5 separate regions of the Homo sapiens genome follow, and regions 2, 3, 4 and 5 are each linked to region 1. A link is a loop called in an ENCODE intact Hi-C map of the cell type or tissue named here. Cell type or tissue: PC-9. All regions are shown on one strand. Each heading gives the region's core, and the rest is flanking DNA. Links, peaks and the distances in the headings are about the cores only.

Region 1 (6,492 bases), core at 1,682-5,681:
TATTTTTAGTAGAGATGGCATTTCACCATATTGGCCAGGCTGGTTTCAAACTCCTGACCTCATGATCAGCCCGCCTCAGCCTCCCAAAGTGCTGGGATTCCAGGCATGAGCCACCACGCCCGGCCTACTATACTTTTAACTGTTAGTTTAGCGTGTACTCCCTCAATTCATAAAAAAAGCTAACTGTAAAGCAGCCTTGGGCAGGCCCTTCAGAAGGCGTTGTTATCACAGATGCCAGCTCCACAGGTGTTATTGTCCCTGAGACCTTCCAGTGGGATGAGATGTAGAGACGGAACACAGCAATGATGATTCTGACCCTGTGTAGGCCTAGGCTAATGTGTGTGTTTGTGTCCTAGCTCTTTTTTTTTTTTTTTTTTTTTGAGATGGAGTTTCACTCTTGTTACCCAGGCTGGAGTGCAGTGGTGCGATCTTGGCTCACTGCAACCTCCGCCTCCCGGCTTCAAGTGATTCTCCTGCCTTAGCCTCCCGAGTAGCTGGGATTACAGGTGCACACCACCAGGCCTGGCTATTTTTTTTGTATTTTTAGTAGAGACAGGATTTCACCATGTTGGTCAGGCTGGTCTCAAACTCTTGACCTCAGGTGATCCACCTGCCTCGGCCTCCCAAAGTGCTGGGATTACAGGCGTGAGCCACTGTACCCGGCCCATGTCCTAGTTTTTAATGAAAAAGTTTACAAAGTTAAAAAAAAAATTAAAAATAGAAAAAACTTATAGAATAAAAATATAAAGAAAAAATTGTACAGCTGTACAGTGTGAGTTTCAAGTGAAGTGTTATTACAAAAGTGTCAAAAAGTTTAAAAAATTTAAAAGCTTATAAAGCTAGAATGTTGGCTGGGCGCAGTGGCTCATGCCTGTAATCCCAGCACTTTGGGCGGTTGAGGTGGGTGGATCACTTGAGGTCAGTAGTTCGAGACCAGCCTGGCCAACATGGTGAAACCCCGTCTCTACTAAAAATAAAAAAAAATTAGCCAGGTGTGGTGGCGGGTGCCTGTAATCCCAGCTACTCAGGAGGCTGAGGCAGGAGAATCACTTGAACCCGGGAAGCAGAGGTTGCAGTGAGCTGAGATCACACCACTGCACTCCAGCCTGGGCGACAGAGTGAGACTCCATCTCAAAGAAAAAAAGAAAAAAAAAAAGTTACAGTAAGGTAAGGTTAACTTATTTTGAAGAAAGAAAAATTTTTGTTTGTTTGCTTGTTTTTGAGACAGGGTGTTGCTCTGTCACCCAGGCTGGAGTGCAGTGTAGTGATCTTGGCTCACTGCAACCTCCACCTCCCAGCCTCAAGTGGTCCCCCCACCTCAGCCTCCCAAGTAGCTGGGACTACAGGCATGCGCCACCATGCCCGGCTAATTTTTGTATTTTTAGCAGAGACAGGGTTTCACTATGTTGCCCACAATGGTCTCGAAATTCTGGGCTCAAATGATCTGCCTGCCTCAGCCTCCCCAAGTGCTAGGATTACAGATATGAGCCACCACACCTGGCCATGAAAAGTATTATAAAATAAATTTAGTGCAGCCTAACTGTACAATGTTTATGAAGGCTATAGCAGTGTATAGTAGTGTCCTAGGTCCTAGGCCTTCACATTCACTCACCATTTACTTACCAACTCACACAGAGCAACTTCCAGTCCTGCAGCCTCCACTCATGGTAAGTGTCCTATAAAGGTGTACTATTTTTTTTATCTTTTATACATATTTTTACTGTACCTTTTCTATATTTACCTACACAAATACTATTGCATTACAGTTGCCTGCAGTATTCAGCACAGTTATATGCTGTACAGGTTTATAGCCTAGGAGCAATAGGCTATGCCATATGGCCTAGGTGTGTAGTGGGCTGTACCATCTACGTGTGTGTAAGTATACCCTATGATGTTCACACAATGACAAAATCACCTAATGACGCATTTCTCAGAATATATTTCTGTCATTAAGTAACACAGGACTATTTCATTTTCCCTCTTTAGGTACACAACATTTATCCATTACAGCATATGTATAATTTCTACTTTGTTAGTTTCACTTACCATTTTCCTGAAATTTTTTTTGCATTTTTGTAGTCTTTATAATTCTAATTTTAAATGGCTGCATGATTTTATCTTTTGTCAGACAAGCATGGGTCTGAGTCTCAGCTCTGCTACGACATAGTTGTGCGATTCTAGGAAAGCTTCTTTCTTTCCTTTTAAAAATAGCTTTGAGTTATAATTGACACACAATAAACTGCACGTATTTAAAATACACACTTTGGTAAGTTTGACATCTGTATACACCAGTGACACCATCACCACAGTCAAGATAATAAACATACTCACCACCCTCAAAAGTGTCCACCCTTCTGAGGTCCGTCCCTCCCACTGAGATTCCTCATGCTGTTGCTAGGAAAATGATAGAACATTTGAATCTGGTTACATAAAAAGACAAAAACTGGAGAGTTTAGGAGGAAGCAACTTAGCCTCCTGTATGACTGTAGTCTTGGCCCCAGGGCAGTTCCTGGCTCAGACACTCTGGGGGTATCCTCAGTCTAAGGAGGGTGTCTGCCTGCCCGGTTGACAGGATGCCTCTTCTTCACATACGTCTTGTCTTTCAGAGTCCATGACCAATGCCTCACTTACAAATATCTTTTCTCCTTTTGCTCCCACCTTTGTGGATATTTACCAGTTTTTTTTCTCTAAAATCATCCTTACTTTTTTTTTTTCTTTTTTTTTTTTTGAGGTGGGGTCTCACTCTGTCTCCCAGGCTGGAGTATAGTGGTGTGATCTCAGCTCTCTGCAACTGAGTTCAAATGATCCTCCTGCCTCAGCCTCTCGAGTAGCTGGGATTACAGGCATGCATAACCATGCCCGACTAATTTTTGTATTTTTAGTAGAGATGGGGTTTCGCCATGTTGGCCAGGCTGGTCTCAAACTCCTGACCTCAGGTGATCCACCCACCTTGGCCTCCCAAAATGCTGGGATTACAGGCGTGAGCCACTGCGGCCGGCCACAGTCATTACCTTTAAGCTCCCCCCAAATCTGATCATTTCTCCCATTCTTTGCACACTATCTCAGACCTTTACGCCCTAAGGGCTATGACTCATACCAAAATTGCAAAGTGCAATGGAAATAATTAATAGAGCAAGCAAGGTGCATAGGATAACCCTCTGTGCTATCAACAGGTGTGTCTCCCCCTCCTGGGATTTCATGTCACCCGTAAATTTGTGTCTCTAGCCTGACAGATTCTTTTTGAGCCTTTTGACATTGCCTTTGTTTCTGAAAGTCTCCTGGAGGGCAGGGGCTGAGGCTGGGTTATATAAAGATAAGCCCCTGAAGAAAGGGCTTTATAAATAGGATTTCAAGTGCATTCTGGGAATTAGAGGGCTGCCAGGTGCAGTCCTGGAGATTGACACTAAGGGGCAGCATGTACCAAAGGATATATTTAGCTCTGCCAAAGCCCAGTAGAAACAAAGAGAAAATCACCTTGCTTTTAAACCCCAAGAGCCAAGATGTAGAAGCCACATTTTCATCTCTTGAATCAAATTACAGCATTACAATTTTCAATATCTATTCTATTAGGAGTTTTACCTGCCAACTGAGTTCTCCGAGTAAATTATTTTATGGTTAAATATGATATAAATATAATACTGTTGAGACCCATATACTCTGTAAGATTTACTGATTTTAGTGCATCTATAACTTCAACAACTTAATTTGGAATTAAATAATATTTTATTCCAAATTCAAACTCTTTTTTTTTTTTTTTTTTGCGACAGAGTCTGGCTGCAACACCCAGGCTGGAGTGCAATGGCATTATCTCGGCTCACGGTAACCTCTGTCTCCTGGGTTCAAGCGATTCTCCTGCATCAGCCTCCCGAGTAGCTGGGACTACAGGCGCATGCCACCACATCTCACTGCTTTTTGTATTTTTAGTAGAGACGGGGTTTCACCGTTTTGGTCAGGCTGGTCTCAAACTCCTGACCTCAAGTGATCTACCCGCCTCAGCCTCCCAAAGTGCTGGGATTACAGGCGTGAGCCACCACATCCAGCTCAAACTCTTTATATTCATTGACATGACTGTTGTCTGTCTGTCTGTTTCTCTTTCTCCCTTTGATGAAGCAAATTTTTATGTGGAATAAAGGCAATCAAATAATTATTTGGCAGTTAAACTAGACAAGGCCAACTCTTGGGGAATCTTATGTTTCCCTCTCTGATTGATTTGTTTATGAATTCATCCATCAGTGAGGATTTCTGAGCACTTCCATATGCCTGTCCCTGTGCTAAATGCTGTGGAATGCATAGATGAACCAGATATCAACCCTGACATCAAGGAACTCATTCAAAGTGTGGAGGGTGGGGAACATACGGCAGACAAAAAAAAACGTGATGTTGGGAATGTATGGTAAGTGCAATGATGAGAAAAACAAACATAAGGTAGGAAATAGGAGAGGACAGAGAAGGCACCTATCAGAGATGGGGGGATGTGGGGTGGGTAGTTGGGAAGAGTGCAGGAAAATGTCCAAGAGGAGATGACATTTGAACTGATCTTAAAGGAGCAGATGGAATTAGCTTTCCACACAGTGTGCTCAGAACCTGCAAAGGCATGGAAGAATGGGAGCTCCCAACACCATGGTCAGTTTGCAGGCAGGGCCAACCCTTTGAATGGCCAGGAGCGTGGGTGTTGATTTGTGATTTAGATCAGCTTCTCTGACAGCAGAATAGACGTGAGAATGGAGGGGCATGGTAGAAAGTAGAAAGAGCAGTAAGGAAGCCACTGCAGTAATAGGGACCAAAAATTAAAAGGCCCCAAAGGTGGTGAAGAATGGAGAGAAGTGGACCAGTTTAGCTGGTATTTAAGAATTGTGGCTGGGTGCAGTGGCTCACACCTGTAATCCCGGCACTTTGGGAGGCTGAGGCAGGTGGATCACTTGAGGCCAGGAGTTCAAGACCAGCCTAGCCAACATGGTGAAACCCCATCTATACTAAAAACACACAAAATAATTAGCCCAGCGTGGCGGTGCCCACTTGTAATCCCAGCTACTCAGGAGGCTGAGGAAGGAGAATTGCTTGAACCCAGGAGGCAGAGGTTGCAGTGAGCTGAGATCCTGTCACTGCACTTCAGCCTGGGTGACAGACTAAGACTCCGTCTCAAAAAAAAAAAAAAATTGTGACAGAAGCTGGTGTGACCAAGGAACTGGATGTTTGAGATGACTGAGGGGATGAGTTTTGCTTAGGTCCCGTGAGATAAAGTAGAAAACGTAAAAAGACGTATTTACTCATTTCTGCTTGCCAGTGTAATTTCACAAGCCCCTGACTCTGTGTAGACACCCAGCTCTCCAGAAAAATGCTTTGAAGACAAAGGATACAGCATACAGTCCCGTGTCTCGGCTGAGTCATCGCATTCCTTAATAGGTAAATAAGCCTAATTAATGCCTTTTCCTATAGGTAACATAATGTCTGATGGGGTTAGGGATGATGCCTCTGTAATCTATACCAGATGTACTCTTATACACAAACCTTGATGTGATTCTGCTTTAATGTAACTTCTGCAAGTTTGATGTGACTTTGCATGTAGTGAACCCCCAAGGCCTGTGTAGAAGCTGCGGGTGGAGCTACCTTGCTGGAGCAGTCTCACAGAACCCCTCTGAAGGGCTGCTCCCAGGATGTAGACCTTGGTCTATAGTCCTCAGTAAGATTCCTGAGTAAAACTAGTTTTAACTTTCTAAAAGCTTGATTTTTTTTTTTCTTTAGTGGACAGTCCGAATTGAGTTTGAAAAGCTTGTGGGACATTCAGGTAGAGATGTGGTCCAGCAGGCTGTTGGATAGATGGTTCTGGAGCTTAGCAGACAGATCTGGGCCAAGAAATATAATCTTGGGAGAGACTGAAATTATAGGAGTAGCTGAGACCACAGTGGGAACAACATTTAAGAGCTGGAGAGGGGAAAGTGCTTTAAAAAATGAGGAGGAGGCTGGGCACGCTGGCTCACATCTATAATCCCAGCATTTTGGGAGGCTGGGGTGGGAGGATTGCTTGAGGCCAGAAGTTTGGGACCAGCGTGGGCAACATAGCAAGACTCCATTTCTACAAAGAAAAAAATAAAATAAAATCCTAAGCTCCTCAACTGACTGAACAGACCCTCTCTTGGCCCAGGGGACCCCAGAGAAACCTGAACAACTGAATTCCAGGCCTTGATGGGAAGAGAGGTCAGACAGGCCTCATTGTACCTCTTTCCTTTTGGGATACCAAATTCCAACCTCACTCTGGTAGCATCACATGACAGATAGCAGACCATGAAGGAAATCAAAATATTTTACCCCAAAATAGACTTCTCTGACATATTTTGAAATGGTCCTGTAAAGCCGTCTTTTATGGGGGAAATTTTGCATCTATAGAGAATCTCCATTAATGCAGCTAGGCCTTTCCAGATCTAGGAGAAATTAACTAGGAATTTGACACTTTTTAAGGTCCAAAAAGAAACATTTATCATTTATTCTCTCTGA
Region 2 (6,492 bases), core at 1,575-5,574, 94 kb before region 1:
CAGGAGTTTGAGACCAGCCTGGCCAACATGGGGAAACCCCTTGTCTACTGAAAATACAAAAATTAGCCGGGCACCGTGGCGCGTGCCTTAGGCCCAGCTGCTTGGGAGGCTGAGGCAAGAGAATCGCTTAAGCCCAGGAGGCGGAGGTTGCAGTGAGCCGAGATTGTGCCACTGAACTCCAGCGTGGGTGACAGAGTGAGACTCTGTCTCAAAAACAACAACAACAACAACAACAACAACAAACACTATTGGGTACTACGCTCACTAACTGCATGAGGGGATCAATTGTACTCCAGACCTCAGCATCATGCACTATACCCTTGGAACAAACCTGCACACGTACTCCCTAAATCTAAAGTAAAAGTTGAAATGATATTAAAAAAAAAAGAAAAAGGGGCTGTGAATCATAATGACTTTGCTAATTGACATTATTTATTTCTGACTGGGGTTGCTCTCTACTTGCTGGTATAAATGCTTGTATCTGTCCTGCTCTTGGAAACTTGTTAGGAATAGGAATACTAATTTTTCTATACAGAGTACAGCTCCAGGAAGCTGTGGATTAATAAATGCTTGCTCTCAAAAATAATTTGGGCTGTAGCCTCTAACTTACAGTAAGTATAGCCCCTTTATATTCCTCTTTTTCACCTTTAACCACCAGTTAATATGTCAGTACTGTAACTCCAAATATTCAAAGAACCTAGTTAACTTTGCAAAACTGCTATGTAAACATGGTAGCAATAGTTTGTGTGTATTTAGCAAAACAGAGTTAAACACAGTACTTGTATTTATGAAAACAAATAAAAAGGCAAAAAAAAACCCCAACAACCTATATTTATATAAAACAGATTCCAATTCAAGAAGGTAAACTTAGCATGTAGGTTTGTCATTCTTCTTAAGATACTAATGAAGCGATAAAGAATTTAAAAGAGTATAAATCCATAGTCACAAAGATGATGAGGCATGATTTGGGCATCAGCAGTTGAGAGATTTCAACACATTTCTGGGAGATGAAAAGAGAACATGAATTGTAGACAGAGGGAGTGGAGTAGGGGGTTATGTGTGGGAGCAGACTCTGGAGGAGTGAGACTTCTCCGCCCAGACAGGGTGTGGACTGGAGTCTGCATGAGAGGAGAGGAAAACAGAGAAAGGGACTGAAAATAGGATGCTAAACACCGAGATTTTCAAAATGCTGTGGATAATTTTTTAGGACCTAGAATTCCTTATCATCTAAACCAGGTATCAAAAGTAAAGGCAGATAATGACATTTTCAAACTGCCAGGATTCAGCACGTTTACTTACTACATACTCTTTCTTAATGAAGTTCCTTGAGGATGCACTTCAATAAAAAAAAAAGGAGCGGGGAGTGGAGTGGGGGAGGAAATTGAGAAAGAAAAATATGAGGCAATGAAGAAACAAGCCAGGTTGAGAGCTATACAAATTATAACAAATGTCAGATGTCAGGCCGGGCTTGGTGGCTCACGCCTATAATCCCAGCACTTTGGGAGACTAAGGCAGGCAGATCGCTTGAGCCCAGGAGTTCGAGACAAGACTGGGCAACATGGTGAAACCCCATCTCTACCAAAAATACAAAAAAATTAGCCAGGTTGGTGGCGCACACCTGTAGTGCCAGCTGCTAGGGAGGCTGAAGTGGGAGGATCACATGAACTCGGGAAGTTGGGGCTGCAGTGAGCCAAGTCCAGCCTGGACAACAGAGACCCCATCTCAAAAAAACAAACAGGCCAGTTGCGTGGCTCACGCCTGTAAACCCAGCACTTTGGGAGGCCGAGGCGGGCAGATCATGAGGTGCAGTTCGAGACCAGCCTGGCCAACATAGTGAAACCCTGTCTCTTCCAAAAATACAAAAATTAGCTGGGCATGGTGGTGTGTGTTTGTAGTCCCAGCTACTGGGGAGGCTGAGGCAGGAGGAGTGCTTGAACCTGGGAGGCAGAGGTTGCAGTGACCCAAGATCGTGCCACTGCACTCCAGCCTGGGCGACAGAATGAGACTCAATCTCAAAAAAAAAAAAAAAAAAAAAAAAAAAAAGGAATGAAAAACACAAACGAGGGCCGGGTGTGGTGGCTCATGTGTGTAATCCCAGCACTTTGGGAGGCCGAGGCGGATGGATCACCTGAGATCAGGAGTTCAAGACCAGCCTAGCCAACATGGTGAAACCCCATCTCTACTAAAAATACAAAAAATTAGCTGGGCATGGTGGCGGGCGCCTGTAATTCCAGCTACTCAGGAGGCTGAGGCAGGAGAATCGCTTGAACCCGGGAGGCAGAGGTTGCAGTGAGCCGAAATTGCGCCACTGCACTCCAGCCTCTCCAGCCTGGGCAACAAGAGAAAAACTCCGTCTCAAAAAAAAAAAAAAAAAAAAAAGAAAGAAAGAAAAACACAAACGAATGTCTGTGGGCTGCAGGAATACTTACTTGCAAGAAGAAATATACTGGATTCCAGGCAATATATAAAGCAAGTAAGGAACTGAAAAAACAAAAACAAAAAACCAATCTGGAAGAATGTGGTGGCAAAAGCATGTTTCTTTCATTAAGAAAGGTAATGCCGCCTGGCGCAGTGGCTCACACCTGTAATCGCAGCACTTTGGGAAGCTGAGGCGGGCGGATCACCTGAGGTTGGGAGTTTGAGACCAGCCCTACCAAAATGGAGAAACCCCGTCTCTACTAAAAATACAAAATCAGCAGGGCGTGGTGGCGCATGCCTGTAATCCCAGCTACTCGGGATGCTGAGGCAGGAGAGTTGCTTGAACCCGGGAGGCGGAAGTTGCGGTGAGCCGAGATCACGCCATTGCATACCAGCCTGGGCAACAAGAGCTAAACTCCATCTCAAAAAAAAAAAGAAAAAGAAAGAAAGGTAATGCCTAAGCTGGGCGCGGTGTTCACGCCTGTAATCCCAGCACTTTGGGAGGCCGAGGCGGGTGGATCACGAGGTCAGGAGACTGAGACCATCCTGGCTAACACGGTGAAACCCCGTCTCTACTAAAAATACAAAAAATTAGCCGGGCGTGGTGGTGGGCGCCTGTAGTCCCAGCTACTTGGGAGGCTGAGGCAGGAGAATGGCGTGAACCCGGGAGGCGGAGCTTGCAGTTAGCTGAGATCGCGCCACTGCACTCCAGCCTGGGCGACAGAGCGAGACTCCGTCTCAAAAAAAAAAAAAAAAAAAAAAAAAAAAAAAGTAAAAAGTAAAATTTTAAAGAAAACAAATTTCCCAAGCATTTCTCAGTTTGCTTTTGAGAAATGATTACGGTCATTTCCTTTAAGTGGTTAGTTCAGTGAATTATAGCTTTTTGTTAATTTGATTTCACAGCACAGTTTTGAAAATCACCCCAAAAAGTACTGCATGGCTTGAGCTGGCTTTTAACAGAATAAAATTCAATTCTGCTTTGAAGTCTTTATGACCTCCTTTACAGAAATGGTGACATTGTGGGGTTCTGAGCGCACCCTGAAATCACAGGTCTTGTGTGACACTGTGAAAATTACCCAGAACCCTGGGCACCCACTCCTCCACTACGGAAGTCACCAATGCTGGCAAATAGCATAACGGGCTTGTGGCGCCCCCTACTGTCCACTAGGCAAACTGCATCACCTTCCTGAGCTACGTTCCAGGGTGAAGTTAAAAAAGAAATCTGCACTTGGAAAGACTGCATGAAGGCAGTGTCAGGCACGTGTATTTATTTACGTTCTTTAATCAATAGATATGATTTCCAAAATTATTTACATAACAATTTGGGAAATTTGAACGTAAGATGGATATTAGATGATTTGGGAATATTAAGTAATTTTCAAGCCTGGGACCGACACCTGTATGGGAGCTGAGGCAGGAGGGTCACTTAAGTGCAGAAGTTCGAGACAGACAACACAGTGAGGCACCGTCTCTACAAAAAGTTAAAAAAAAAATTAACCAGGTGTGGTGGCAGGTGTCTGGTCCCAGCTACGTAGGAGGCTGAGGTGGGAGGATTACTAGAGCCTAGAGGCCGAGGCTGCAGTGAGTGATGATTGTACCACTGTATATCAGCCTGGATCAGAGTGAGACTCTATCTCTAAATAAATAATGATAATTTTGTTTTGTTTTGTTTTTTTGAGATGGAGTCTTGCCCTGTTGCCCAGGCTGGAGTGCAGTGGCACGATCTCAGCTCACTGCAACCTCCACCTCCTGGGTTCAAGCAATTTTGTCTCAGCCTCCCAAGTAGCTGGGATTACAGGCCCACACCACCACACCTGGCTAATTTTTGTATTTTTAGTAGAGACAGGGTTTCGCCATGTTGGCCAGGCTGGTCTCAAACTCCTTACCTCAAGTGATCCAATCGCCTCGGCCTCCGAAAGTGCTGGGATTACAGGCATGAGCCACAGCTCTCGGCCAATGATAATAATTTTTAAAAAGCAAACTTCTACTAATGAATATCTACATAGAGTGTCCTTATTTTAAGAGATGCATGCTGAAGTTTTTAGGGATAAAATGTCATAATATCTGCAACCAACTGTCAAATGGCTTTAACTCTCATTCAGAGCGAAAGCCAAAGCCCTACGATGACCTACAAGGCCACGTTTAATCTTCACCACCCCTCTTCTCTGTCCTCATCTCCTCCTCCAATCCCTCCTTCTCCCAGCACCAGCCACACTGACCTTTTCAATCATCTGCATACTCTGGCCTCTTCACACCCACTTCCCTGGGCCCAAGATGCCCTTCTCATTAGAGTCTGCATTGCTGGCTCCCTCACTGCCTTCCTACCTCTCTTCAAGAGACTTCTTTTTTTTTTTTCCTTCTTTTTTTGTGAGACAGAGTCTTACTCTGTCACCCAGGCTGGAGGGCAGTGGCAGGATCACAGCTCACTGCAGCCTTGAACTCCTAGGCTCAAGCAGATCTTCCCACCTCAGCCTCCGAAGTAGCTGGGACTGCAGGCACCGGCCACCATGCCTGGCTAATGTTTTTATTTTTTGTACAGGTGGAATCTGCCCATGTTGCTCAGGCTGGTTTCAAAATCCTGGACAGGAGATCCTCCCGCCTCAACCTCCCCACATGTTGGGATTACAGGTGTGAGCCACCTTGTCCGGCCACAAAGATATCTTAGTGACACTTCCTGGCCACAGGCTAAAATTTAATCTACCACTTACCTGCGTTGTTTTCTCTTCTTCGCTCTTAATACAATTTAATGCACTAAAATTTCACTTATCTTTTTTATTGTCTGTGTTGCCCAAAACATCAGTTTACATAAAAGCTTTGATAGTGGTTGTGTTCATTGCTGTATCCACTGGACCTAAACTAGTAACCAGAATATACTTAAAACTCATCTTATATACAATGAGTGAAAAAATAAAAAGCAGTGTGTGGGCTCAAATTTTTACTCTTATAGTCAATTTGCAAATTTTGTTTTAGACTGTGGCATGTACAATGTGTGAAAGATGCCATCTGTTGATGATTGGCAGATTTGACTGGTTTGTGCTCTGAATTAAGAATAATTTACTTTTTCCAATATAAGCTTTAAGTTGAGCCTTTCTAAGTTAAAAAAAAAATCTTCCATCGTATGTCTTTTAGGTACCATTGACATCTTTCCAGGCTTTCACGACAAATTCAAAGGTCAGTGATGGCTATACACCCCCTGAGATGGGGTAGCCGGGTTATGGGTGATTTTTGTCTATCTTTAGTAAACATAAAATTTCACCCAAAATTGTTTCTAGAACAAACATAAATATAAGAGTAGGATATTAGGGCCAGGCGCAGTGGCTCATGCCTATAATCCTAGCACGTTGGGAGGCCGAGGTGGGCGGATCACTTGAGGTCAGGAGTTCAAGACCAGCCCTGCCATCATGGTGAAACCCCATCTCTACTAAAAATACAAAAATTAGCCGGGCGTGGAGGCGCGTGCCTGTAATCCCAGCTACTCGGGAGGCTGAGGCAGGAGAATTGCTTGAACCCGGGATGTGGAGGTTGCAGTGAGCCGATATTGTGCCATTGCACTCCAGCCTGGGGTATGACAGTGAAACACTGTTTCAAAAAAAAAAAAAAAAAAAAAAGGAGTAGGATGTTAGATAAGTTCAGGGATGATAAAGCCATAATGGGTTAACTAGGATGGGGGTTGATTCGTAAGCTTTGAGATCGACTTTTAGAATCAGGCATATAAATCCTGCTGGATTTGAATGCTGTGTAGGATAGAGCACAGGTCTGAAAAAATATGAAAATTCTAATATCTTTATGTACCTAAAACATAGCCTCTTGCGTTTTTTATTTTTATTTACTTATTTATTTTTGAGACAGAGTCTCGCTCTGTTGCCCAGGCTGGAGTGCAGTGGGACAATCTTAGCTTACTGCAACCTCTGCCTCCCAGGTTCAAGCGATTCTCCTGCCTCAACCTCCCAAATAGCTGGGATTACAGGTGCACGCCAGCAGACCCAGCTAATTTTTTGTATTTTTAGTAGAGACAGGGTTTCACTGTCTTAGCCAGGATCATCTCGATCTCCTGACCTTGTGATCCATCCACCT
Region 3 (6,492 bases), core at 1,351-5,350, 280 kb after region 1:
TCCAACTCTGCAGGATACATAATAGCACCACTTTGTTGTTCTGGAATTTAAAGACAGGGTCTTATTCAACTTTGGCTATTTTTGTGCAGTCCATGGATCCTTGAAACAGGACATTCTACTTTACCAATATCTGACTCATAGAAGACCTATCTATATACCTACCAGGTGGCTACTACCCAGTAACTCCTACCGCCAATACCATGACATTTGTTTTGAAAACCTTAGCTTATTGCAATATTGCTTATAATTATGAAACCTTAGAAACAACTGAAATGCCTATCAAAGAGAGAATTTATAAATAAAATGTAACATATTCACGTTCTATTTTGATATGAATTACCATAATATTCTATTAGGATATGAATTGTTATAATGGCCATTAGAAGGAATGGATTGTTCCCATATATAACATAATATATCCATGTATAAAGTATCTATATAATACCAACACGTAACATAATGTAAAGAAAAGAGATTCATGGAATAAAATGTGCATGTCATTGATATAAATTTTAAAAACACAGAAATAATACATTATATTAAGACTATATATGTATGTAAAATTATTACCAGTGGACTGATTTGGATATACACTAAATTCATGCTACTTGCTTCTGGAGGTTGCAGTAAAGAACTGGAACTGTGTCTGGGGATGTCACTTTTATCTGTTTTATTTAGTTCATTTTTTATAAACAATCCTTGAGGCAAATATGAGCTGTTAATAAATGCCAATTAGTCTTTTTGCATATTGGTTGCATTTCTCTTTTTTACAACTTTATTGAGTATAATTGATGTACACTAAACTGCACTTATTTAAAGTACACAATGTGATAAGTTTTGACAAGTGTACGTACCCATGGAATCTTTACCACAATCAACATTTGTTTCCTCCCACAGTTTTCTCAGGCCCTTTTGTAATCCATTTTTTGCTTAAACAATTTGTTTTCTATCACTATAGATTAGTTTTATATAAATGGCATCCTACAGTATGTACTCTTCTGGTGGCAGGGGGTTGTCTATCTGCCTTAATTCAGTAATTTCTCAAGATAAAAACAATTTTAAAAATCTTGGAACTGCTGAAAACAATCTGGGGCATATAATCTGTGATTCAGAAAGGGGGAAAGGAGGGAATCTGTGGAAAGCAGGTACCATTTGGGATAGATTCCCAAGCAGGAAGAATAAGCACACTTATTATAATGGCTTCCACATTCCCCAAATTATTCCCTTCATGTAATCTTTTTTTTTTTTTAATTTTGTGGCAGTGCCTGAAACTGCACAGATGAGAGTCTTTTGGATAAGTAAGCTACTCATTTAAAAACAGACGCTTTGCTCAGAATTTACTCAATGGCAGCTGGTTCAAGGAAAGCTTGTCATCCTAACCCTCTCCCAAACTTAGCTTCATTAAGGAAATGTGTGTTTGGATCATAAGAGAGAGGAGCTAAGATGTATTGAGGCATGGAGAGTTGGGGACTGTGGGAAGATCTGAGTGAGGCAGCACCCTAGGAGACTTCGGGGAACCCTAGGATATCGGGAACCAGAACCCAAGGAGGTGGGGAGGGCCAGAAAAGAATGTGAGAAGACACCCAAAGTTAATAGCCATCCCTTTCCTAATGTTCCCTATGTGCGGCTCCCTGATGAGAAACTGGAGGAAGAGATTCCCATCATCTTGCGTCTTCTATTCTCAACATCGGAGAACTCCTGTTCTTGAAATTCAACCTGATATCATTATTGCTCTGTGGATTAAACTGGCTCTTGTTTGCTAGGCTCAGAGTCCAAATACAAGATATAACATTGTTTTTATGGAAAAATGTGCCCAAATACCAAATAATTGATCTACAAAGAAAGTTTTGAAATGTAACCTGTTATACGCCAGGGATTTCTTACATGTGTAGATCTTTGTAACAATGAGCTATGTTATAATGGAAATATTTTCACAGATATAATTCTTAATCTATAGCCAATATCAGTCATTAAAACATACTGTTCAGTCTTGGGGCCCATAAGTGGAAGATGTTATGGAGAAATTGGAAAGGAGCCAGGGGAGACAAAGTAACTGATGAAAGGTTTTGAAAAATAGCCCTTTAGGGAAATGTCTACATTCATTCAGAGGAGAGAGGTGTATCAGTCTTCAAACTATAAAACGATGTTACATTATTGACATCAAGTCTTTTTTCTTCTTGTCCACAGAGGGCAATATTAGAGGAAATGAGTTTAAACAGCAGCAGAGGGGATTTAGGCTAGTCAGATGTCCCCAGCTTGAAGATGAGAGGTGCATTCTCAAGCTCCCAAGCCTCAATCTCATAAGGGAGTGGTCCTTCTTGAGGGATTTTTTTTTTTTTTTTTTTTTTTTAGCGCTCTGATCAGTGGCAGTCCAAGTTCACACAGCCCTGGTCTGCTTGAAGTTGTTTGCATACATCAGTATTTGGGAAACTAAGTTCGGTCCAAGAACAGAAAATGTTTCCTGGCTACATGGAGGGTAAAGCAAACGTGAAGTTGCCTCATACGAGAAGAATCCAGACATGAGAAATCTCAGCCTTTGGTCCATTATTTTGTAAATCTGCTCAAAAGAGCATGGATTCACAAGAGAAGTGTCCAGGAGGAGGGTAGTGTCAGCCCCACTGCTCTGTGGGGCAGTAGGACCACATCTCAGGCACTGGGTCCAGGTCTTGGCAGTCAGGATGTCTCCAGGGGCTGTTGAGAAATTGGAGTGCCTCCAGAGGGGAGCAATGGGGACAGAAGAATCTGGAAACTGGGTCAAAGAAGGAGCAGTTGAATGAACAACGTGTGTTGGCCTGAAGAAGATAAGTTGCAGCGGGGACAAGAAGCTGTTTTCAAAGTTTTCAAAGATTTGAAGTGCTGTCAGGTGGAAGAGCAGTGAAAATTGCGTGGCTCCAAACGGTAAATACAGGACCAATGAGTACGAGTCATAGGGACGGTGTCCGCTGAAAAGAAGGAAGCATTTTATAATCATTAAAGATGTTCAAAGTAGGTGGTGATACTTGGTTATATAGGAAATGTTTGTATGAAGACTAGATATATATAAAAATGTTGGAGGAAGAATTTTTGAGCTTTTTTTTTTTGTCTCACCAAGCAAATGAAACTTTTTGGAGAGAGATGACCTAGCAAAAGATTTTTTCTCTTGGTGATCAGGAAAGGCAGTCTTTGCAGACCGAACCACTAGAGGGAGTCAGGGCAGCAGCGTTGCAAGGCCGCCGTCCATTCTCTTCACCGAAGCAGCAACTGATAGCCAGGCCTGGCTCTCAGGTTCTAAGTTCCCCTGATTTCAATATCACCCCCATGAATCTTTCTGGAATGTTTACATCTGATTAAATTCTTCAATGTCTGAGAGGCCTCTGTGTGTAGAGAGGCACAATCACTGCTATTTGTAGTCTGCTTACATCTTTATTAATTATTTAATAAACAGTATTCTCCTAAAAATTCAAATACTCCCTAAACGACTAAAAATGAAAACTTATGCATTTAACAAATGTGACATTTTCCAAATATCTAAATATTAGTTTATAAACTAATTGATTATCCTAAATATATGTAATATATAGTGTATAATATATATATACTTCTAAAATCACAAATATCCTATATCTAAGTCTTTTAAATGCTACAAATGCCTTAAAAGCAGAAACACACAAATGAATCATCACAATGATACATATACAAAGTGATGAAATATAGCTAAAAAGATTTCCAAGCAAAGTGTTGAAGGTACCACCTGGTTTCTTCTTGGTGCTTATAGTAAAATGCAAGAGGAGAGTGATAAATCGAGGGAAGAACTGTTAAACAAAAAGGAATCAAAGATGATTCTGAAAATTCTCAGTCTCTCCAGATGGCAAAAGATGTTAAAATTAAGAAATCACTTTTGAGCTTGTGGCATAGAGATAAGTCCTGGCCTAGAGAAAAAGCTAAGTAGTGATTGTACAAGCTTTTGTTAAAATCTCAGGAAGATTAAGGGATCAGAGTAGTATTCAGTCATACAAAGGGCCCTCTCCAGAGATTAATGGTGTATCTCACAGAACCTCTCAAATAATAGGACCTTTTGGAAGCTTAATTGAGTTATCTTTCAACCATCTCAGCAGGAACTCAAGGTAGAAGGGGGCCTAGCTCAAAAAGAACCTTGGATGTGGCCTTTATGTAAAGGGAAATTTACTGGAGACCCACAAAGTATTTAAGAAAAGTATTTCAGCAAAAACACTGCCAACTTAAACTGAAAGGGACGGAAAGAGTACAAAATGAAAGGAGGCTGTTAGATCTCCAAAATTCTACTGGCAGGAAGCAGAATGATAAAACTACTCAGCTGCAAACATGTGCTACTTTTCATGAAAAAAGGAAAGATGACTCAGAGGGTGGAACCAAGAGCTATGGTGAATTATTCCCAGCCCTTGAAATCTAATCAAAGAATTCTGACTGAAGTTTGCTAGGCTGGGTTTTAAAACTGCTTTGGACTGTAACTCCTTTTTATCTTCCATTGCCCACCTCTCCTTCTCTTTTTAACTAGAAATGTCTATAACTATTTTACTATATTCATTCCTTCATTGTGCATTAGGAGCAAGACGATTTGTCTTTAGTTTTATAGATTGAGAGGAACTACGCTCAAGGAGCCTCATGCATACCTGGACCTGATTTAAATGATGAGATGCTGGACTTCAAGCAGATGCTGTAATGATATGAGGTTCTCAGGGACCTTGGGAAATAGTAAATGTATTTTGTGTGTGAGAGGGACACAAATCATTGGAGGCCAAAAGGGTGAACTGAGGACAGATGCTAGGGTAGCTCCCACAATCCCCACCTCCTGGTTTCACCCTTGTGGGATCTCGCCATGAGTGTGGATGGAACCTGTGATTTGCTTCTAACTAGTAGAATTTGGCAAAAAATGATGAGATATATGTGATTATGTTTACATGATTATATTATATAAGATTCTGAGTACATTGAGCTGCATAGAGAGAGCACGGGGGCAAGTGAGAGCCAGGTGGGTACTGGAAAGCTCTGTGCCTCACTGAGGAAAAATAACTAAACATGGGCAAAAGAGATCCATGGAACCTGAGAGGCAAGGTGTTATTATATGCATTCTTTGGCAAACTTGTCAGGAGGCGCATAAGAAGAAGCACCCAGATGGTTCAGTCAACTTCTCAGTTTTCTAGGAAGTGCTCAGAGAGGTGCAAGACCATGTCTGCTAAAGAGAAAGGGAAATTTGAAGACATGGCAAAGGCGAACAAGGCTCGTTATGAAAGACAGATGAAAACCTATATCCCTCCTAAAGATCCCCTTTAGGACGAAAAAGTAGTTCAAGGATCCCAATGCACCCAAGAGGCATTCTTTGGCTGTTTTCTTGTTCTGTTCTGAGTATTGCCCGAAAATCAAAGGAGAACATCCTGGCCTATCCATTGGTGAGTTGTAAAGAAATTGGAAGAGATGTGGAAGGGCACTGCCTCAGATGATAAGCAGCCTTATGAAAAGAAGGCTGTGAAGCTGAAGGAAAAATATGAAAAGGATATTGCCTCATACTGAGCTAAAGGAAAGCCTGATGCAGCAAAAAAGGGAGTTGTCACGGCTAAAAAAAGCAAAAAAAGGAAGAAGAGGAAGATGAAGATGATGATGATGATGATAATGAGTAAGTTGGTTCTAGCACAGTTTTTTTTCTTGTCTAGAAAGCATTTAAACCCCCTGTTTACAACTCCTTTTAAAGAAAGACATTGAGATGTAAGGCTGTGTAACATTTGTTTTTAAACTGCACAGTGTCTTTTTTGTATAGTTAACACACTACTGAATGTGGCTTTAGATAGCCCTGTCCTGGTGTATTTTCAATGGGCACTAACCTTGCCTGATACAGTATGGGGGTTGTAAACTGGCAAGGAAATTTAAAGCAGGTTCTTCTTAGTGCACAGCACAAATTAGTTATACATGGGGATGGTAGATTTTTTATTTTCACTTGTCTCTGATGCAGCTTATATGAAATAATTGTTGTTTTGTTAACTGAATACCACTCTGTAATTGCAAAAAAAAAAGTGGCAGCTGTTTTGTTGACATTCTGAATTCTGAATGCTTCTAAGTAAATACAATTTTTTTATTAGTAAAAAAATGTTCTAATCCATCTTTCCAGGAGATTCTCTCTCCCTTGCTGTCTTTGAAAAAGCAAGTTGCCATGTGAAGAGGGCCATATAGCATAGGAGCTGAAGGCAGCCTCCAACTGACGGCAAGAAAATGAGGTCCTCAGTCTGACAACCTGCAAGAAACTGAATGTTCTAAAAGCCACATGAGCTTGGGAGCAGATCTGACCCCAGCCAAATCTCTGAAGTCCGCAGGCAGGAAATGAAGATCAGAAAAAGGCTATTGTCTCATGAATATGAGCCAGACTCCACAGAAGCTGGAGTCCTTCATTATGGAGCTAAACACATACACCTGGCTTAGGAGTCAGAAAAACTGAAAGAGAATTCAGGGAAGTAGAGAAATTGCAAGCCCAGATGCTGCTTCATA
Region 4 (6,492 bases), core at 1,471-5,470, 270 kb before region 1:
CATATAACAAGGCTCGTATTTCAAGAAGGTGGGGAAACAACTATTTAATAAATGATATCCTTGCAAGTGTTTAAGCTTTGTTAAGAAAACATTAACTCACTACACATATATCAAAATAAATTTTCAACATAAAATGTTAAATATAAAAAATAATTTAACAAATTAAAGTTCTAAGGAAAAACACAGGACAGTCATTGGATCTTTAAAGTCACAATCAGCACTTATCCACACACAATAAAGAGAGGCCAAAAACATGAGCAGGCAATTCATAAAACAAGAACTATACAAATGACAAACAAAAAAAAAGTTTAAACTCAATCAGAAGTAAAAAATATATAAATTAAAACACAGTACACTTATGATTTAAAATTAGATTGGTAAAGATTAGAAAGATTTAACCCAGCGTAGGGATAGATATGGGGCCCAAACATCTCCTACACAGCTGCTGGGAGTATGAATTATACAGATTTTCTGCAGGGTGGTCTTAGTAATACAGATCAAAAGCCCATGATGCTGACAGTTACGTTCTAGAAAATAAGCCTGAAGGATATGAACCAAATAGCTTTGGCCACAGAGATGTTTCACAGCATTGTTTAGAATACTGAAAACCAGGAAACAAATGTTTAATTAATAACAGATTGCCTATAAATTAATAACATTTATGGTGCTTGTACATGTGAGAAATATGTGCAACCAGTAAAAATGATAATGTAAAGAATGACTGGAAAAGATATCCATACTAATATTAAGTGGGAAAAATAAGATTAAGATATATAGCATTATCTTGTTTTTTGCAAAAAGAAAGTGAAGTCAGTTATAAAGACAAAACCTCTGCAAATGTATATATGAATTTAAAATACATAAAAGGATATACACAAAAGAGCTTGAGTGGTAGCATTTGTTTTCTTATTCTTGCTTACTAAGACTTCTGTATTGGCTGAGTGTGGTAGTTCCTGTCTGTAATCTTAGCACTTTGGGAGGCTGAGACAGGAGGATCACTTGAGGCCAGGAGTTCAAGACCAACCTGGGCAACATAGGCCTCATCTTTACAAAAATAATAATAATAATTAAAAAGACTCCCTATGTTTCCTAAATAGAAATATAGTATTTGTAATAAAAGAAAAATAGCTTATTTTCTTAATTTCATTCAGGTTCTCTCATTAATATTTTCTTCCACTTCTCTGGCTCTGAAGCTCAAGGCTACTTATGCTTGAGGACACTCATTCATCCTCAACTGGCCATAGTTAACCTGTGGCTGTCCAACCTCATTTCTTCTTCCTCTCTCCTTATCCTTTTTGCTGTAAACCAATTTAGGTATCCACGGACAGGTCACTGAAAGAGATAGAGGAGGTGAATTATAAACGATTCCATTCTGCTCTTATAATTTGATACTTTGTATGTTAAACTTGTATTTAATGTAATATATTTAAATAAAATTTACTTACATGCTCTCGATGGTAACCCCTTCTTCCCATTTGCTTTGAAAGATTAAACTATCCCTTTTTATTCTGAAATCAGTTTGCTGCGAGACTTCTGTGGAGATCCAGAAAGATATAATAATGCATTTTAAGATGAACATTATGTTATATATTAAATACCTGTAATATCCTAAATGTAAAATATGTATCAGCTTTTCCTTAGTGGTTCTTTTTCATGCTCCTGCTCCTTATGTCCCTTCAATATGATGAAAAAAATATTCCTTTTGAAGTTGGGCCAAGATAATATAAAATGGTTAAATGGAAGAAGATATTAAAGGGGAAGGGTGTTCTGAAATCTAAGACGTATTTTTTTGGATAAGCTAAATCCAGATTTTAAATCATATAAACCTGGAGATCTGGCCAGGTGTGGTGATTCATGCCTGTAATCCCAGCACTTTGGGAGGCTGAGGCAGAAGAATCGCTTGAACCTGGGAGGCGGAGGCTGCAGTGAGCCTAGATCGTGCCATTGCACCCCAGCCTGGGCAACAAGAGCCAAACTCCATCTCAAAAAATAATAATAATAAAAATAAAGCAAACCAAACCAAACAAAAAAACCTGGAGAGCTTTACTTGCTTTACCAAAAGATCACCTCAGATTTCTTCAAATATCTTGACCTGGTAGTGTATTTTAAAATTTCTATTTTAAAATTTATGAAAATGTCACTTTAACTTTTTTTGAATTAAATCAGTAGTCTTGGTTTGAAGACCTTGCTTTGTGCTTCAGATTATAACTTTTCAGTGAAATTCTCCCAACCTTCCCTTAACCCTTAATTCAAACTGGAAATCGTTAGCTGTGCTAAAATGTTACCTGGCACTCTCAGTCAGTGACAATGTTATCTAGTCCTTGGCTTAATTATATGGCTGGACTGAGCCTTTAAGCAACCAGTATAGCTAGGAGTAGGGATCAGCAATGGGAATGCAGATATTTGTGGAATCGTAACTTTTCATTGTAATCAACCCAGTCCCAAAAAATGATCATCTAATGAAAGCCCAGGAGCCATATACCTGTTCTTAAAGCCAGTGGAAAGCAGGTGGCCACGACTCCTCTTTCTGCTGAGCTATCAAGTTCTTTGACTTTTTGTTGTTTGTTGAAATGTGCATTGTAAACCTCCATCATGCACATGAGGTGTGTTGTGTGGGGAGCTTATGTTGCCATATGTTTTCCAACAGAACTACTTGGCCCACGAGGAGCTTTTGATTGCTGTGGAAATGTTGTCTGCTGTTGCTTTACTAAACCAGGCCTTGGAAAGCAACGATCTTGTGTCTGTGCAGAATCAACTCAGAAGCCCCGCAATAGGCTTAAACAATCTGGACAAGGCATATGTGGAACGGTAAGGAACATTTTCCAAACCTTCTTTCAATGCAGAAATGCATGTTTGGCAGATCTTAAAAGTGAGGAATTTGCCTGTTGGTGGAGAAATCCATATACCATGCTCATGTTTCTTGAAAACTAGTCTGTTTTAAGAGTCCTTCTAATTAGTATCCTTGTTTACAGTATTCCTTCTGGGGAACAAGAAGAATCAGAAAGTGATCATCCTGTGGCAATTAATAAATGACTTTGTCGTTGGCAAAGATTATTTGATAGGCTGAAAATAAAGGAACTATTGGAAACATACCTTTCCTTGGGCGTCTTTTGGAAACCGCAGAATGTAGAAGAGTTGGAAGCAACTTTAATAATCATCCAGTCCAATTCTTTTATGTCACTGATGCAGAAACAGAATCCGGGTTATGGACCTAAAATTGGGCAGTTGGGCCCCAAACTCCACTCTTCTGATTATTAAGCCAAAGAAATCCTGAGACCACAGTGGGTCATGGCAGTGGGTAACAACATCCATTTATCTTTCATTTCATGTTTCTGAAGTGTGCTACCAGATAGTACAACTGATAGCATTGTTATAAAACACTATAGCGGATCTTGAGAGAAAATCAAATGGCCAGAATTGGGAGCCAGATGAGAGAGTCGCTGAGATAAAAGCCCCAGTTAAAATGAGTGAATCTTGGATTCTTGTAACCACCAGGGGGAGATGTCTGCACAGATCTTGACAAAAGCTCTTTTCAGCTACTGATTTTGGAACGGCTCTAATAGGCAGGTTGGCTAATTCTCTTGGGTCATGTACAGTTGCCAAGGAAAAACCAGAGATTTCTTAGGTTAAACAAATGGTATTTGACCACTTGTCTATGTAGTGAATGGCCAAAAGGTAATGGAAGGATGGTGGGTTTTCCTTGTTTTTAGTCTTTTTGGAGAAACTAATTCTCTTGTTCTACTTAAATTTGGCCATCTGGTTCATATGACTCCTTAGAGTGTGTTTCCAAGGTAATTTATATCTACCACCACTGTTTCTGTTACTTGTTAATGGCACCATTCTCTCCTGTAAGCTTAGAAACCTGAAGCCCAATTTGAGTTTCCCTCTGCCCTCAGCCGGGCACCCTCGTGCTCTAAAGAGCCTGCTGTCAGTAGCCAGTCTATGTGCCTTATACCTCTGCAAGATGTTTCCATTTCCCTGCAACCACCCTCACTTAGACTTCTCACTTTTGCTTCTGTAGTAACCCCTAAATTGGTCATCCTACTTCTTTTCTCTCCCCATTCATTAATCATTCCTACCTAACCAGGCTTTGCCATACTTTCTCAGTGCTAGAGTAGAAGACAGACCCGGTCAATCCCTTATGAAGCTTACAGGCTAATGGGGCATCTTGGTGAGATAACTGTCAAGACTATTCCACATATTTAGCATCCCTGGCAACTGTCCTCCACATGACATTAGCCCCTGACTCACCCATTCTGATTATCAAAAATGCCTGCTTCTTCATTTACAAATACCCTTAAAGAAGTGGTCCCATTCTATTTGAAAACCATATTCATACCTGTAGTTTCCAGCTGGGACCTACAGATGGAGCCTCACAGTTCGAGTGTTCTGTGTGAAGAACTTTTAAAATGTTTTGATTTTTTTTTTTTAATTTAAATACATTCTGGATCTGGAAGACCCAGTACTGACATGGGATTTAAGGGCCCACTTGGGTTCTTGTATTGACACTTGTATTGGCCCCAAATGATCTTCTACAGCCTTGGCATTTTACTTCCAAAGTCAGCATCTTAACTTGGGATCTTGGAATCCCAGTTTTGCAGATTATCAAGTTTGAGAAACACGGCTCTGTCCAGGGCCTCTCCCCATAGAGTGCAGGTTCTTCATAGCACAAGTGTGCTGTGCATGGCCACCTTGACAAATTCATGCAAAGTCTCTCCCTGTTCACCGTGGCTTCTACTCTTGGGGCTGTGTTTGCCCAGAGAGATTCTTTTGTCTAATTCTCACAAAAGTATTGTATGGGTTAACATTAGCCTTGGGCATACACTGTTCCCAGATTAACTGTTCTAAAATGTAACCCTATTCATAATTCTGTTTGATTGTTCCTTGTTCACATCCGAATTAAGAACAGACTTCTCATTCTAAGCATGTTGCTCTGACCTTACCTCCAGCTCCATCCCTACTCGTATTTTGTGCTTTAGCCAAGTCCAAGTGTACTTTCTGGTCTCTGTGTTCCTATGCGTGGTCCTCTCACCATCAGGAACTTGGTGCCTTTACCCAGCTCAGCTAAACACAGTATTGGAGCTTCTGAGCCCTGCCTACCATACATTATGTTCTGTGAGGTATATCCGTGCTTCTCCCCACCCTAGCATCTGATGTTATCTCTCCTGGGAGGTAGCATGATGTGGTTAAAGGAGCATATGCCTTGGAACCAAAAATATCTGAGATTGACCCTCCCTAACTAAGCCTTTTTCCTTCATCTATAAAGCACAAAAACAAAAGAAACAAAAGCCCCACTCTGCATTTGCAGAACTGTTTTGAGGATTTAGTGTTTGGTTCAGTGCCTGTCCCAGGGAGGGTGCTCCACCAATAAGGGTTTCCTTCCACTTCTTGCTTTGAACCCCATTATATCTACTCTTATGGACTCTTTAATGGTCCTTCCTGTGCTCTGCTTTTATACCTTTTTGGAATTTTTGTCGTCTTACCCACTGGTCTGAAAGCATAAAGGCTGCACCTTTTTCCTCCTAATATTCCTGTAGTGCCTGCCATGTTTTACATGTAGTAAGTGCTCACAAACATCTGCTGAACTAAATTGGATTACTGATCTTCTCAGAGCTTCCCAGGGCTCTTAGATTAGTAGACTCCTTACTAGTCTGTCCATAGATGAGGTGAAGAGAACTGAGAGGAGTGAGAGGAGAGGACATTGACCTGTTTGGGGAAACTACGGAATATTTCCCAAAGTTGGTAACTTCAGTACTGGAGAGAAATACTCAATTGGAAAAGCCTGTGGAGTTCTCTTGTGTTACTTTAAAAAAAATTTTTTTTTATTATTATACTTTAAGTTCTGGGATACATGTGCAGAACATGCAGGTTTGTTACATAGGTATACAAGTGCCATGGTGGTTTGCTGCACCCATCAACCCACCATCTAGATTAGGTATTTCTCCTAATGCTATTCCTCCCCTAGTTCCCCACCCCCTGACATGCCTCGGTGTATGTTGTTGTTCCCCTCCCTGTGACCACATGTTCTCATTGTTCAACTCCTACTTATGAGTGGGAACATGTGTTGTTTGGTTTCTGTTCCTGTTAGTTTGCTGAGAATGATGGTTTCCAGCTTCATCCATGTCCCTGCAAAGGACATGAACTCATCCTTTTTTTTTATGGCTGCATAGTATTCCATGGTGTATATGTGCCACATTTTCTTTATCCAGTCTATCATTGATGGACATTTGGGTTGGTTCCAAGTCTTTGCTATTGTGAACAGTGCCGCATAAACATACAGGTACATGTGCCTTTATAGTAGAATGATTTATAATCATATAATGGGATTACTGGGTCAAATGGTGTTACTTTTAAAATCTTTTCCTTTATAGCTTGTTTTTGTTCATTTCTAAAGAAATGATGGGTAGTTGTATTTCTTTCTGTGTTTATTTTTTACTTTCTCATTTCACTCCTGTTGGGTCAGCATTTAGACGTTAAGTGTATGGGATGCCC
Region 5 (6,492 bases), core at 1,694-5,693, 150 kb after region 1:
AGAACCTAATTCTTCTTAGCAAGTGTTCCTCATGAAACAAAAGAGCTTCATGCATGGCCCACTGATGCCTTTGCTTCTGCAAAGAAGACTTCACAGTCAACCTGTTTTCCAGGAAACTCATGCTGGACCTCTTCCTGTGGCAGTCCTCTGACTCAAGAGACTCAAGGTTCCTGGCCTCTGCTATGGGGCAACCCGCAGTCTGACTCACCTTGCAGCCTGCACCTTCCTGAGCCTCATCCTTATCATCCTATTAGACTTCCACTGCCTGCCAACCAGTTTGAGACTTCACTACATGGTGTTGCCAGATCTCACTCCTGCTCTTGAGTGATTCCATCTTGGAGCTTGGATCGGTCCTATCTTATTTCCCTTCTGAATGACCTCTCCATTTCAGCTTTGCTTTTTATGCTGATAACCATTCCTATTCTGGGTTCATAGATGGGCTTCAGGGGGTCAATGAAGCAATGGGAAAGGTTGTTGAGTTTTTGAAAATTCAACTTACTACGCAAATATGTAGAATGATCATTTTATCCTGCCTTTTTGTGCGTCTCCAAATATATTCTTTACCCTGGTTGCCCATTGGAATTGCCTGGGCAGCTTTTGAAATGTACTAGGCCATATCTCCAAAGTCCTGCTTCAATAGGTCAAGGTGAAACCACACATTGGTCATTTTAAAAGATTCTCAAGTGAATCCTGTAAGCATTTAAGGTGGAGCTTCATTTTCTTGGCTGGGTAGTGGGGGCGGGTGGGTAACCTCTTAGTCATGTCAAAAATCTCTGAGAGGGATCAAGCTGGAAGAATGGGAACATGTGCTTTTCCACAACCCTTTGGCCACCTCCAGGTCCTCAAATTATATGATCAAACCTGAGATATGCCCATTCAAGTGAGAATATTTGACTTCCTATAAATTGGTAGAGGCTTGCGTGCAGATTCAGTTTAGAATTCTGGGGCAGGACAAATTTGTAGGTATTGTTATGGGCCTCTGTCAAGAGACACATAATATCTGGTTTGCAGATATTGATGATTGATATTTAGGTCCATTAATTTATTAGGGGCTATGAAATGCTGATATTCTAATTCCACCATTCCTTCTTTACTTATCACTTGAAATCTTTCTATAAAGAGAAATTTCCCTTCATCTATCATTTGGTGAGCCAATGGCATGGTTCATATAGGAAGGGAGGATAAATTATACAAGTTACATGTTTTCAAATGAATTGGTTCACCGGTATCATCTGCTGTGATTAATTAAAGCTCCTTTGTCTGCTGTTTTGTAATTATTGTCTTTTGTCTGTGATATAATGCTGTAGCTAACATTATTCAATTTGACAAGTGAGCACAAGATGCAGACACAGCTTCACATACCACTTTTCTCTACATCAGTATGCGTTAATTCCTGAATTATCCAATATTACATTCACATTAGCCATCACTGAAAATGACACCTACAAGGCTGGGCATGATGGCTTACACCTGTAATCCCAGCACTTTTGGAGGCTGAGGTGGGAGGATCGCTTGAGCCCAGGAGTTTGAGACCAGATTGGACAATATAGCAAGACTCCATTTCTAAAAAAATAAAAAATAAAAAAATAAAGTTAGCCAGGCATGGTGGCATTCACCTGTGGTCCCAACTACTAGGTGGGCTGATGTGGGAAGATTGCTTGAGCCCAGAAGTTTGAGGCTGCAGTGAGCCATGATTGCACCACTGCACTCCAGTCTGGGCAACAAAGTAAGACCCCATCTCTAAAAAAAAAGAAAAAAGAGAATGGCACCTACAAAGTTAATGACACAGAAAGAGTTTAATAAGCATGTGCATACTTAAACCCCATAAAAACTTGAAGATACTTAGCACGTCTTTGTTCTGTGGTTTTTTTTTTTTTTTAAATAAGGGTCTTCAGAAGGCTATGGATTACTATTTAATTATATTTTAATCTTCCAGCTATTGTATCATCCTAGTTAGAACTGCTAAAGAGCTAAGGATTAACCTGGTTTTTGAAAGTCAGGGTGTAAGCCAGCCTACACGTCTCCCATAAACACGCTTGGTTCTTCAAGTTCCCAGCAAAAGCAACACAGCCATAACACAGGTGAGGTACATTGCTTATCAATATATACAGATTAATTGAAGTAAGAACTGTGCTGTTAAAGAGAAGTACCCAAACACATGTTCTTATAAGTTTATGCAAATAAATTCTCTAACAATTTTATATTGGAATAAAATATATATGGCAAAATATACAAACATTCATATTCCCACTGAATCTCTGTGGCTGTCTAGCCACTTGGCAGAAGATCAAAACTCTGCCAGTTTATGAAGCAGATTCTGCATTAAATTAAGGTACTGTCCTGGGCAATAGGGCAAGTGCCCATCTGTAGTAAAAATACAAAAATTAGCCAGGCACAGTGGTGCTTCCCTATGATCCCAGCTACTCAGGAGGCTGAGGTGGTAGGATTGCTTGAGCCTGGGAGGTCAAGGCTGCAGTGAACCGAATTCACACCACTGCACCCCAGCGTGGGTGACACAGCAAGACCCTGTCTCAAAAAATAATAATAATAAAATAAGGTATTGATGCTCTCTGTACATTTGGACCTAACAAAGACTCTCTCCTTGACCAAACTTTAGTCAATCTCTCCTGAGCCCTCTTCTCAACTAGGCCTCAACGTGCATAGCCCAGTTTTCACAAGAATCCCACAAAGTCAATTTAGAGAGAATCCCCCACCCTCAATATTTGATCGCTGTTGATGTCAATCAAATTCCTCATACCCTACCCTTGATATCTCATCAGCCTTTCCTGCCCTCAGCAAGAGCCTTGTTTGGCCACTCTAGCAAGAATGCCCCGTCTTTGATTTCTCTTCTTAGTAAATTTCCATCCACCATTACTCCCAACCTGCTCCTTGGCTGTAAATCTCCACTTGTTCTTGTCGTATTCAGTGTTGAACCCAGTCTCTCTCCCCTATTGCAATGGTCTTGACACTTTTACCTATTGCAATAGTTCTGATTAGGATCCTCCTTACCATGTTAATAAGGGTCAGAATGATTTTTTCTCTAACAAACCTGGGCCCAGCCTACTCTATCCAGCACTAATGTGCACCTCCCAGAAGTAAGGGAGTCTTCTTAGGATCCTCTTCTTTGATTACCTGAGATAGAAGGTGTGGGGGACCAAATTAAAGAGTACACCCGTTTCTCCCGACATTCTTTCCCATTCCTTAGATGAAGAACAAGAAGACATCACATTGCTAGATGCAGTAAAATGGGTACATAGGAAAACTTCACCAAAGGATTAAAAATAACATAATTACACTATCACAATAATCATTCCACTTACACAATAAAGTTAACTCAAGTGGGGATTCTTAGTTTCATGTTAATTTCCTCCCATAATGCCCCAAGATGGGGACATACTCTTCAGATAAATAGTCCTGCTCCTGGAGCACCCTGAGCATTCCTGGAGCTCCCTGCGCATTCCTGGCACTGGCATTTATCTCACTACATTCAAGTCACCTCTTGTCTGGGCTCCTCCAGGGTAGGGACACCTGGGGTGATGGTGGGAAGGTGGGGAGTTGCTCCTCATAGTTGAACACAGGCCTCTAATTCCATAATCATCTGAAGAACATCAGGCCCAGAATGTGGACCATTAGAAGCTCCAGGCAACATTTTGGCTCTTCAGATAGACAATACCGTGTTAGTCCTTAAACTTGTGCCTGAAACCTTTTGAAAATGTCAATGCTTTATTGCCACCTTCTGGTCAATTGTGTTTTGTGTTACTTCTTCAAGACGTCATTTGGTCTCAGTAAAAAGGATCTGAGAGAAATGAAGTCCCTGTCAGAGCAGAAATCCCACTTCTCCAGTGGTAGCCAACATGGACAGAATGTTATATATCCCTTGAGAAATTTCCCAAGGATGTGAATGCATGTATATGTCACACAAATGAATACTGTTCTGAATCTTGTAGGGTATAAAAGACAGGTCATTATAGCTTACATTTCTACAGAGCTTTGTTTTTAAAAAACAGTTTACAAAGCGCTTTCACATTTGGTCATTATAATAACTTGAGAGGCAAGTAGGATGTATTAATAGAATGATCTGTTGGCCATCCTATAAAAAGACAGGGAACTGTCAATGAACTCTAACTTTCCTTGCAGATTTGTGCTCCTATTAATCTTTTTAAGCTTTCTAGAATGGTTCTATATCTACTTTTTCATTAGCAAGCCCACTTTTGCACTTAAAATGTAATTTAGTTTACAAGAATAATGTACGCATCATATTAAACCATCTATTGTGTAGATAAAACTTTAATAATCAATTAATAACATGTATACATTAATGCCTCATGCTGATGCATAAACCTGAATTTATGGTTCATGATGATGACGATGATGAGACAGTAACATGTGAATTAAGAGCACTGCCTCTGGAAGCAGACTGTCTGAATTTGAATCCCAGCTCTGACTCTTTCTGGCTGTATTATCTTAAGCAAGTTACTTAATCTCTGGACTTCATTTTTGTTCTCTGTGAAATGGAGGTGATGATGATGATGATGGTGATGATGATGATGATACCTATCCCACAAGACTGTTATGATAATTAAATGAGTTAATATCAATACAGTGCTTAAAACAGTGCCTAGCACATAAATAATTATTTTTGAAAAGTAATTAAACCAGCTCCTGGCATGTAGCAAACACTATTTATAAAACAGAACAACAATAATTAATATTCATTGCAAACTTGCTATGTGCTAGGTTCTAAATTTAGAGCTTTCCACTCTATTATTTAATCTCCATCTGACATATGAGGAAACCTGAAACACAGAGCGCTTAAGTAACTTGCCTAAAGTCACACAGCTAATGTGGGTAACAGAACTGAGATTTAGTTAACGTGTCTCTGTCTAGAAGTTGTTACTTTACTACATAACACATGTCTGTGTTACAACTAAAGCATTTCACCCATTTATCAAGTTAATTCTATACTATTTGGAATCCTCTGTAACCCTAATGAGCTACATAAGCATCCAACTTTGTCTTTCTCTTCTAGGGTTTTGGTACACATTCAGATGAATCTTAATTTGTTCATGGCTATTTTATATGCAGACATATTCAATGCCAAATGAAATGCCATGACTATATTTAATAAGTGTATGATGATAATAAAGAAGTTGTTAGGCTTACATTCTGTCCTTGCTCATCAGGAGACTGTTCCAAGAAACTAATCTATAACTTTGGTAATTAAATATTTACTCATCATGATCTCAGATTGAATCCTCATGAACTAACACACGGCGAGAAGTACATATCAATAAACGATGGGATCATGACCAGGATCTTCCTTGAAACAGCAAGAAGGTAAATATGTAGTTGTGGCATTCCAATGTTTCCTTCGAATCATTTTAATTTCCTTTCTTATATTTTTAAATATTTTATATTATAAGAGAATTGTCAATAACTTGCTCCACCTCAGGGAAAAAAGGGAAGGGAGGAAAGGAGAAGACTCCTACAGAGTTAAATGCTTTCACATTTCTTGATTAATTCAGCACCCTACTCCACCCCCAAGTACAGGTGGGAGATGCTTCCTCACACCCACTCCACTGAGGGTCCAATCTAGGACTCCATCAGTCCTCTCCCTCTCCTTCGGTTCATGAGTGTCTTGGGGTATTATGTGCATTGGGTAGTGAAGCTGGCTCCCCAGCTTCACTGGGGATGAAGTGAGTGTTCCTATGAGTCAGTGGGGGAGGATGCTGGAGGAATGAAGTCCTCGTGGGCACCAAGGGAGGATGGTTACCAGAGTTCCCTGGTGCAGGCAGGGGTGACACTCCCATGAATGAAAGTAGAGCCAACTGCAGCTGATGGCCCAGCTCCCAAGCAGTTCCTGAGCACCAATAGCCCTCATGGTGGTCCCTTATCAGATCTGCCCACCCAGTTCTTCCTGGGCAATGCGCTCTCTCTCTTCTTGAACACCTTTTCCTAATGCCCAACCCAGCCCCAGACCCTGTTTCCTCTTTACTGTATCCTCTTGTTTCCTTTTGGTCTTGGAAAAAATTCTTACTTCCTTTAGCTCCTAACCTTCTCTAGGGTACTTCTTGCTTTTCCTCAAACTCTAGTCTTTTGTTCTTTTCTGATAGGCTGATGTTCATCAGACTCAGAACCCATTCCTTTCCTTTCAGACAGAATCTAAGGGAAAATGATACTATATTAATTATATGACTTATAATTGTTATATAACACACACATATGTATGTATACACACACACACACACACACACACACACACACACACACAGTGAGAGAGAGAGAGAGCCTTGCTTTGTCACCCAGGCTGGAGTGCAATGGGGTGATCATGGTTCACTGCAGCCTTGACCTCCCAGGCTCGGATGATCCTCCCAAGTAGCTGGGACCACAGGAGTGCAGCACCATACCTGGCTTATTTTTAAAATTTTTTAAATTATTATTTGTCTCCTTATGTTGCCCAGGCTGATTTCAAACTCCTGGGCTCAAGTGATC

What was found. Hi-C counts contacts between places; a loop is a spot of excess contacts. Peaks named below come from ENCODE experiments on the same cell type or tissue, not always from the same donor. Only the 100,000 strongest peaks of a DNase experiment are listed, where the experiment ranks them.
Region 2: a loop joins it to region 1, with 3 times the contacts of the local background. A loop is called at or near these places in 3 of 110 quality-filtered maps.
Region 3: a loop joins it to region 1, with 7 times the contacts of the local background. A loop is called at or near these places in 12 of 110 quality-filtered maps.
Region 4: a loop joins it to region 1, with 15 times the contacts of the local background. A loop is called at or near these places in 16 of 110 quality-filtered maps.
Region 5: a loop joins it to region 1, with 12 times the contacts of the local background. A loop is called at or near these places in 73 of 110 quality-filtered maps.

What each region holds. Positions count from the first base shown.
Region 1 is chr5:76,864,882-76,871,373 of GRCh38, forward strand. S100Z (S100 calcium binding protein Z) reads left to right here. Exons shown (of 5, transcript NM_130772.4): 2 at 5,285-5,403. Among named protein-coding and RNA genes, the nearest start is that of S100Z, 18 kb to the left of the region's middle. RefSeq lists an enhancer at 5,467-6,164. In PC-9, for the core only: a CTCF peak has its summit at 3,409; a DNase peak (open chromatin) is centred at 3,110; H3K27ac peaks cover 1,041 bases.
Region 2 is chr5:76,771,181-76,777,672 of GRCh38, forward strand. No RefSeq gene overlaps it. Among named protein-coding and RNA genes, the nearest start is that of F2RL1, 45 kb to the right of the region's middle. RefSeq lists an enhancer at 1,680-2,179. In PC-9, for the core only: CTCF peaks have their summits at 3,574 (motif pointing left) and 3,779; a DNase peak (open chromatin) is centred at 3,580.
Region 3 is chr5:77,141,534-77,148,025 of GRCh38, forward strand. It overlaps ZBED3-AS1 (ZBED3 antisense RNA 1), which reads left to right. Exons shown (of 3, transcript NR_182763.1): 3 at 6,119-6,492. It also overlaps a transcript of PDE8B not described here and the pseudogene HMGB1P35. Among named protein-coding and RNA genes, the nearest start is that of ZBED3, 57 kb to the left of the region's middle. RefSeq lists an enhancer at 3,031-3,325. In PC-9, for the core only: CTCF peaks have their summits at 3,176 (motif pointing right) and 3,375; no DNase peak of the experiment used is centred there.
Region 4 is chr5:76,598,165-76,604,656 of GRCh38, forward strand. IQGAP2 (IQ motif containing GTPase activating protein 2) reads left to right here. Exons shown (of 36, transcript NM_006633.5): 11 at 2,648-2,808. Among named protein-coding and RNA genes, the nearest start is that of F2RL2, 22 kb to the right of the region's middle. In PC-9, for the core only: CTCF peaks have their summits at 3,476 (motif pointing right) and 4,359; no DNase peak of the experiment used is centred there.
Region 5 is chr5:77,012,634-77,019,125 of GRCh38, forward strand. No RefSeq gene overlaps it. Among named protein-coding and RNA genes, the nearest start is that of AGGF1, 15 kb to the right of the region's middle. In PC-9, for the core only: CTCF peaks have their summits at 3,762 (motif pointing left) and 3,963; no DNase peak of the experiment used is centred there.